Regions from separate parts of the Homo sapiens genome. Here region 2 is linked to region 1. The links are chromatin contacts, found by Hi-C in ENCODE. All regions are on one chromosome and are shown on one strand. The core of a region is the stretch at or near the end of the contact, and the rest is flanking DNA. Distances in the headings are between cores, read along the strand shown. Region 1 holds the start of SLMAP (sarcolemma associated protein). Region 2 overlaps LOC105377104 (a long non-coding RNA gene).

Region 1 (3,590 bases), core at 365-2,864:
ATTTATTGTGGTTTTCCTATCTTCCTTCATTCAGTTCAGTTACTTCTCCCAGACCATCCCTGACCCCTTGGGCAGCTAGTGCCTGCCTCTATCTTAGCCCTGATTACATCAATTTCATGTTTGTCACTCCCTACCCTCATTTCTAACCCACAATACCGTTATGATCTCAGAAGGCAGGAATTGAAGTTTGGTTCAGTTATGTGTCCCCAGGGCCCAGCAAAAACCTAGGACACGGCCAAACTGTCTATATAAGTATTGAGATGAATAACTGCTACTTTTTCTTTCTTTCTTTCTTTTTTTTTTTTTTTTTGGAGAGACAGTTTCACTCTTGTTGCCCAGGCTGGACTGCAATGGCGCGATCTTGGCTCACCGCAACCTCCGCCTCCCGGGTTCAAGTGATTCTCCTGCCTCAGCCTCCCAAGTAGCTGGGATTACAGGCATGCGCCACCACGCCCGGCTAATTATGTATTTTTAGTAGAGACGGGGTTTCTCCATGTTGGTCAGGCTGGTCTCAAACTCCCGACCTCAGGTGATCCGCCTGCCTCGGCCCCCCCAAAGTGCTGGGATTACAGGCGTGAGCCACCGCGCCCGGCCTAATTGCTACTCTTTATTGAACAACATGGATTAACATTTTGAAGTCTCACCACATCAAGTGAATTAACTATTATTAACATGTCATCCATGAGAAAAAAGAGGCTTGAAAAAGTTTAGAAACTTGCTTAAGGTCACACAGTGGTGGAGCCTGTTATTGCAGGAATCTGAAGAATGAAGTCACCTTTGATTCTAAATGAGTAAGTCTCCTTCTCACTATTTTTTCTTAAAGTTTTCATTTAGCCCTTGCAAAGTCTTCCTTCTTTAGACCAATGACTCCTCATCTTGATATTGTAAGTGGGGGAAATACCCTCTTTTTTCACTTTGGAAATTATTCAATCTCTCTTTGGAAGAAACATGATTTTAAACTTTCTGGACGCTCCTTCTGTGGAAGAATCCGCGCAGGAGCCCTGGGGGCACATAATAGGTTCAGTGAGAAAGACTGTCATTCGAAATGGAATGCGGGAACTAAGATTTTTTTTTTCCGGGAAGAAAACATAACGAATTTAGCAGAGGGGAGAATGGTCCTTCTGTTAGGTGCACAAATCCTAAGACTTCAGGGAGTTTGGCGGCTCACACTTAAGGTAGCTGCGGGTGACTGTGTTGCCCACAGCTAAGATGGCTGCTAATGACCATCTCCTTTGGCTGGGTCTGTTCTTTTGCTCGCTAGTATTTTCATCGAGAATTAAACAGAATAAAATTTAGTAAAAGTTGGCACCCCCTTGCTAAGTAGATAAAATAAGAAGGTGGCACTGTTTGTTTGAAAAACCTTCTACGGCGCAAATTGTTCTTGCCCTTAACCAAAATGGTCGTTAAGGTTGTCCCGAGGTTTGAAGCTTCCAGCCCTTAACTAAGATGGCGCCTGGAGGCCCGTTAAAAATTACCTTGCCCTTTTTTCTGCCCTCTACCAACACGGCTTCCGTGGCGTCGTTCACGTGACATTCCTGGACTACGGCGCGGGAGAGGGGGTAGGAGGGCCCTTGAAGGGTGCGCGTTCCCGTGGCGGTGCACCGGGTAGGTTTCAGTCAGAGTCACTATGGCGGCCGGCGCTGGCAAGGTAAGCTGAGGCGGTGGTGGCGGCTAGGGAGGTAGGACCCGTCGTGGCGTCCTGGCTCCAAATCCTCGTAGCCTGCTTGCGGAGAGGTCGGCGGAGGTCGTGCCTAGCGGTGTGGGCTGGCGGGGGTCTGGCTGGAGGGGGCGACGGCTGAGGCGGGCGGGCTGAGGCGCCTGACGGCCGTTTGTTTTGATGTTTTCCCCACCAGGTCGGAAAGTTTCCTGCCTCGTCGGGCGCAGCTTGAGCTTGCCCCATCGGCCGCGATCGGTGGAGGCTGCGGCGGATCCAGCCCGGGGCCTCAAGGCCTCTCCCCAACCTCCGGGCCAGTCTCCCTCCCCCACCTTCTCGTCCGCCGGGAGCTGCGGCTGCCGTCCCTGAGATGCGACCCTCGCGGGGGCGACCCTGAGGGGAGGCGGCCCATGTGCTGAGCGGCGGCCCAGAAGCCTAGGCGTCCGGGGACCAACTTCCTGCCGCCTGGGAACTCGAGCCTCCCGGTGTCGCGCCTCGCTCGGTCCGCACCGGCCTGCGGAGCCGGGTCCCCGCCCTGGTCGCGGGGACGCTCGCCAGGTGCCCAGGAGTCCCGACTTGGCCACTGCCCGCGCCCCGCCGGCCTCCACGCCTCGCGCGGAGAACCTCAGCCACCGCCGTCTCGGATCGTGCCAGGCCGGGGACCGCGTCCCCCTTCCCGGGGCGGCCTCCGCTCAGCAGGGGCGATGCAGACTGTCCCGCCGGCCGTCTAGAGCCCCTCCGTCTCCGTCACCTCTCGCCCCTTCACTCCGGGCGAGGACTGGCGGTGGCTGCCCAGAGGTGCCCAGCCACACCTTCCTTCGGCCCAAAAGGACTTTCCTGGCCGCGCCGAACCGACCCTTCATTCATGCTGCAGTGCTGCAACGTTTCCGCCACCAAGGGGGAAAAGCGGCCGCGATCTCAAACCAAACACAAGAATTGGCGTGTGACTCATCTGCTTGGATACCTCCAGTCCCCAAACTGTGTTCCAGGAGTTTTCTTGGCCGAAGCTGCCCGATGTTTGAGCCTTTTCTTCCCAGAGAAGAAGATGGACTGAAAGCTGCCAGTTGGGGACTTTTTGTGATCACGGCGTTGCAGCGTTTTAAAGGAGGTGATGGGGCTTGCGCTGGCTTGTCTTCCCACCCAAGTGAAGAGTTGATGTTCACTGGTTATGCTTAGACAATGTGCAGTTTGTGTTAATTTAAAATTTTGGGTGGGATAGGGGCATAGGCTTGTGAAGGGCAGTCCGGATCCGGAGGAACTCCTCTTTGTCCCTGGTAGGAGAGACACCCCCAGTCTATCCTCGATGCCGTCAGCCTTGGCCATCTTCACTTGCCGCCCGAACTCGCACCCGTTTCAGGAGCGTCATGTCTACCTGGACGAGCCCATCAAAATCGGCCGCTCAGTGGCCCGCTGTCGACCAGCGCAGAATAATGCCACTTTTGATTGCAAAGTGCTATCAAGGAACCACGCTCTCGTCTGGTTTGATCACAAGACGGGCAAGGTAATGTCACCACATTGTCCAGCGGCATTGTTTAACAAACTTTTTTTCCCCTTTTGCCCTCCCTGAGAGGACTAATGTATGCAGGATCCCAGGGTTTGCATCCAGAGGAGGCTTTGCGCAAAGCCACGAATCAACTGTTTGTGTGCCTGGTTCTAGTGGAAATTTGATTGAGGTGGTTGAATGGAAAACAGAGAAGGTATTGTAATTAAAAGCCTCAGGAGGGCTATGGCATCTTGATAACGTGGTCATTCCCAGTGAAATCCCAAACTAGATAGTGAAACTTGGCGTCTTGCTTTTAGTCTGTTTAGAAAGGTGAATTCACAGTTCAGCGCTTTATTAAGCAAGCAGCAGTTCTCGAAGCAATTCGGGGAATCCGTGGCCATTATTATCCCGGGGCTCAAGTGTCTTAGTGGTGAAATGTAGTTAACACATAGC
Region 2 (3,726 bases), core at 27-2,526, 230 kb after region 1:
CTCACCAGGACCAGTGGGACTCTGTTAAATCTGTTAACACCCCCACTTCGGCCTGCCCTAGACAACAGCTACATCTTGGAAAAAGGAAATGAAACTGGTTTAAAACCTCTCCCAACTGTTCAGAAGGCTCAGGCCCCATTTCCAAGACAGAAGGAGCCAGACTCTTCTGCGCATGTCCCTTTATTTATAGTCACCAGATCCTGGTCCCAACGATCAAGGCTCCTGGGTGGGGATGGTCCTGTGTGATGTATGCAGCACACTCAATGCCCCCCACCATGCCCCTTCAGCCTACACCACTCACCTTAGCCGCCAGCAGCCATGACTTTTTTCTTTTCTTTTCTTTTTTCTTTCCTTTCCTTTTCTTTGATTTTTTTCTCTTTCCTTCCTTCCTTCCTTCTTTCTTTCTTCTCTCCTCTCTTTCTTTCTCGCTCTCTCTCTCTCTTTTCTTTCTTTCTCGAGACAGGGTCTTGCTTTGTCACCCAGGCTGGAATGCAGTGGCAGGAACATGGCTCACTGTATCCTCGACCTCCAAGGCTCAAGCGATCCTCCTGCCTCAGCACCCCAAGTAGCTGGGACTACAGGAGCACGCCACCACACCCAGCTCATTTTTGTATTTTTCGTAGAGAGGGGGTTTCACCATGTTGCCCAGGCTGGTCTCAAACTCCTGGCCTCAAGAGATCCACCCATCTTGGCCTCCCAAAATGCTGGGATTACAGGCCTGAGCCACCACATCTGGCCATGCAGCCGTGACTTTTTCTGATCACAGGAGCTGGCTGTGCTTGCACACATGGTCGGCCGGAGGGTGGTGAGTTAACAGCCCCTCCTCAGTAAGCCCTCAACCAATGACTACTGGTAAATGCAGGCCCCAGCCCTTCAGATGCCTTGGAGGGTACACTCTACCTGGCCCTTAGGTTCCCCTGCAGGATGGAGCTCCAGCTGCTCGCAGGAGCAGCCCACTCATGAATGCACCTTTTGTGGGCTTCCTGTCTTTCCAGCCTCACCTCCCACCTCCCTTGCCAGCACTTCTTGGAATCATTTCCCAAATGAATAACTCCTATGTGAATCCTGGACTTGGGTCTGCTTTTGAGGAAACCCAAACTAAGACAATATCAAGTTGCCAACATTTATTGAGCACCGTCTCTGTGCTAAGCATCGTGCTCAGCATTTCACAAGTCTTAACTCATTTAATCCTATGACAGCCAGCACTATGAAGAAGAGACCGTTATCATTTCCGTTGTACAGACGTGGAAACTGACTCAGAGCATGGGCTTGAGGCCAAAGGCCTCTTCCACTCCACCCATCCTCCATCAGCCTGAATTGCTTTCATTTCCTCAAAATGCTGGGCTCCCACACCTCTTGATCTCTGCACTCTGGGGCACAGGGAGGTTAAATCACTTGGTGACACAGCAATTTAGAGGCTGAGCTACCCAGATTCAAGAGCCATCTCCAGGCTCAGAGCCCACATACTCTGCCACTGTGGTAAGCAAAATATTGGCCCCTCAAGGTATCCAAGTCCTAATCCCTGTAACCTGTAAATGTGACCTTACATGGCAAAAAAGAGACTTCACAGATGTGATTCAGTTAGGGCCCTTGAGATGAGGAGAGTATCCTGGATTATCCAGATGGGCCCCATGTAATCACAGCAGGCTCTGTAAGAGGATCTCCTCCTCCTGTCTGTCTTTCAGACAAAAGAAGATAGGATGACAAAGCAGAAGACCAGAGAGAAAGAGATTTGAAGATGCTACCCTGCTGGCTTTGGAGATGGAAGCAAGGGCCATGAGCCAAGAGGTGTATGTGGCTTTTGGAAGCAGGTAAAGGCAAGGATAGCCCCTGGAGCCTCCAGAAGGAGCCAGCCCTGCTGACGCCTTGACTTTAGCCTAGTGAAACTGATTGCTGACTTCTGGCCTCCAGAATGATAAGAGAATACAGTTGTGTTTTCTTGTTTGTTTGTTTTGAGACAGGGTCTTGCTCTGTCACCCAGACTGGAGTGAGTGGGTCCATTTTGGCTCCCTGAAGCCACTACCTCCCAGGCTCAAGTGATCCTCGCACCTTAGCCTCTCGAATAGCTGGGACCACAGGTGCACACCACCACACCCGGCTAATTTTTTTTTATAGATGGGGTCTCCCTATGGTGCCAGGGCTGGTCTCAAACTCCTGAGCTCAAAGGATCCTTCTGCCTTGCCTCCTAAAGTGCTGGGATTACAGGTGTAAAGCCACCTCCACATCTGACTCAGTTGTGTCCTTTTTTTTTTTTTTTTTTTTGTCAAGATAGAGTCTTGCTCTGTCACCCAGGCTAGAGTGCAGTGGCGTGATCTCAGCTTACTGCAACCTCCGCCTCCTGGGTTCAAGTGATTCTTGTGCCTCAGCCTCCTGAGTAGCTGGGACTACAGGTGCACACCACCATGCCCAGCTAATTTTTCTATTTTTTAGTATTTCACTATGTTGGCCAGGCTGGTCTCAAACTCCTGGCCTCAAGTGATCCACCTGCCTTGGCCTCCCAAAGTGATGGGATTATAGGTGTTGAAGCCACCACGCCTGGCCTAGTTGTGTTCTTTTATGTCATGAAATTTGTGGTAATTTTTTTTATTAAAGTAGCCACAGCAAATTAACACAACCACGGAGCCAGTCCCCACAGCCTGGTCAGGTGCAGCATGATTCCAGACAACAGCAATGAGGAAGCCAGCCTTGTGGAGCTGATGCCTGGCAGAGAACATCACTAAGCAACAGGCATCCTGAGTGCTTGGGTTTGAGGCCCAGCCTTGCTATCTCCCAGCTGTGTGATTTGGACCAAGTAACTCGATCTCACCTCACCTGCCTGATGAGATAACAGGATTTTGTGAGGTTTATATGTATCTTTGGCTCTTGGAACAATGTCTGGCACAGAGTAATTTACAAGGGCTCAGTAAATCTGTCATTTATGGCCTCCCCATGTCAGCAGCTAGGTGGCTGGCCACAGCCCTCGTGGTGGAGTGAGGCTGGGATCTGGGGCTGGCCAATGAGAGGCCCAAGTCTCCTTGACTGGGGGATCAGCCATGGTCACCAGAACCAACTCACATCAGCCCTGGACTTTGGCTGGAAGTTCTGGGAAAGAGGTGCTCTCTCCCTGTTGGGATCTTGTTGGGATTCTCGAGGAGCTCGGCCTGGAGAAGATGGCGGGCATTTTTGTCACCACGAGGGGACAGCCTGCCTGAGAAGGAAGCCAACAGGAAGGAAGGTGGAGACCAGGATGGAGCAGGGCAGCTCTTGATGACGTCACCAAGGCCCTAGATCCAGACTTGCCTGAACCACCCCTTGGACTGTCTGGTTCCAGGAACCAATCACTACCCCTTTTTGCTTTAGGAGTTTTATCTGGGTTTCTGCCACTCACAACCAGGAGAGTCCTGACTGATAGACAGGGACTCAATGAACACATGTTGATTGAGTGACTGAGTGAGCATTCAGGGCTCTGGCACTGTCCTGAGCCCAGTAAATTTTGGGATGATTGTGTGGTAAGTGTCTCGCCTTCCTGTAGGACCATAGGGACTTGCAGGGGATTCTTCATTTGACTTGGGAAGATGCCTTCTTCGTCCTCCCTGCTTGCAGGGCTTGGCATCGAAGTCTAGGTTCCTTCAAGAGAAGGCGGAGGTACTGTGCACCTGGCCCAGGAGGCCAAATCCCTGTTTTCTTCTCTCTGACCCAAATTTCCCCAAACAGCGAGGTCTCAGCTCCACTTGGAGAGGGGAGATG

Evidence for each region. A loop is a pair of places that touch in the nucleus more often than their neighbours do. Pooled maps may share reads with other maps.
Region 2: a loop to region 1 is called in a map with no recorded cell type, with 15 times the contacts of the local background. The contact joins the enhancer-like site here to the promoter of SLMAP in region 1. A Hi-C loop is called at or near these places in 1 of 168 maps with a recorded cell type or tissue (PC-9), 2 of 37 single-sample maps with no recorded cell type and 8 of 50 pooled maps.

What each region holds. Positions count from the first base shown.
Region 1 is chr3:57,754,695-57,758,284 of GRCh38, forward strand. It overlaps SLMAP (sarcolemma associated protein), which reads left to right and starts at 1,615. Exons shown (of 25, transcript NM_001377540.1): 1 at 1,615-1,648; 2 at 1,854-3,155. The coding sequence starts at 2,958. RefSeq lists enhancers at 721-1,623, 1,213-1,492, 1,523-1,702, 1,624-2,525 and a silencer at 2,073-2,352.
Region 2 is chr3:57,982,660-57,986,385 of GRCh38, forward strand. LOC105377104 (a long non-coding RNA gene) reads left to right here. Exons shown (of 4, transcript XR_940874.3): 3 at 1,686-1,811; 4 at 2,596-3,726. Among named protein-coding and RNA genes, the nearest start is that of FLNB, 24 kb to the right of the region's middle. Within about 2 kb of position 1,277, at least 19 of the 41 ENCODE cell types and tissues checked have a DNase peak (open chromatin) inside an H3K27ac peak, as active enhancers do; they include PC-9, where a contact is called at or near this core.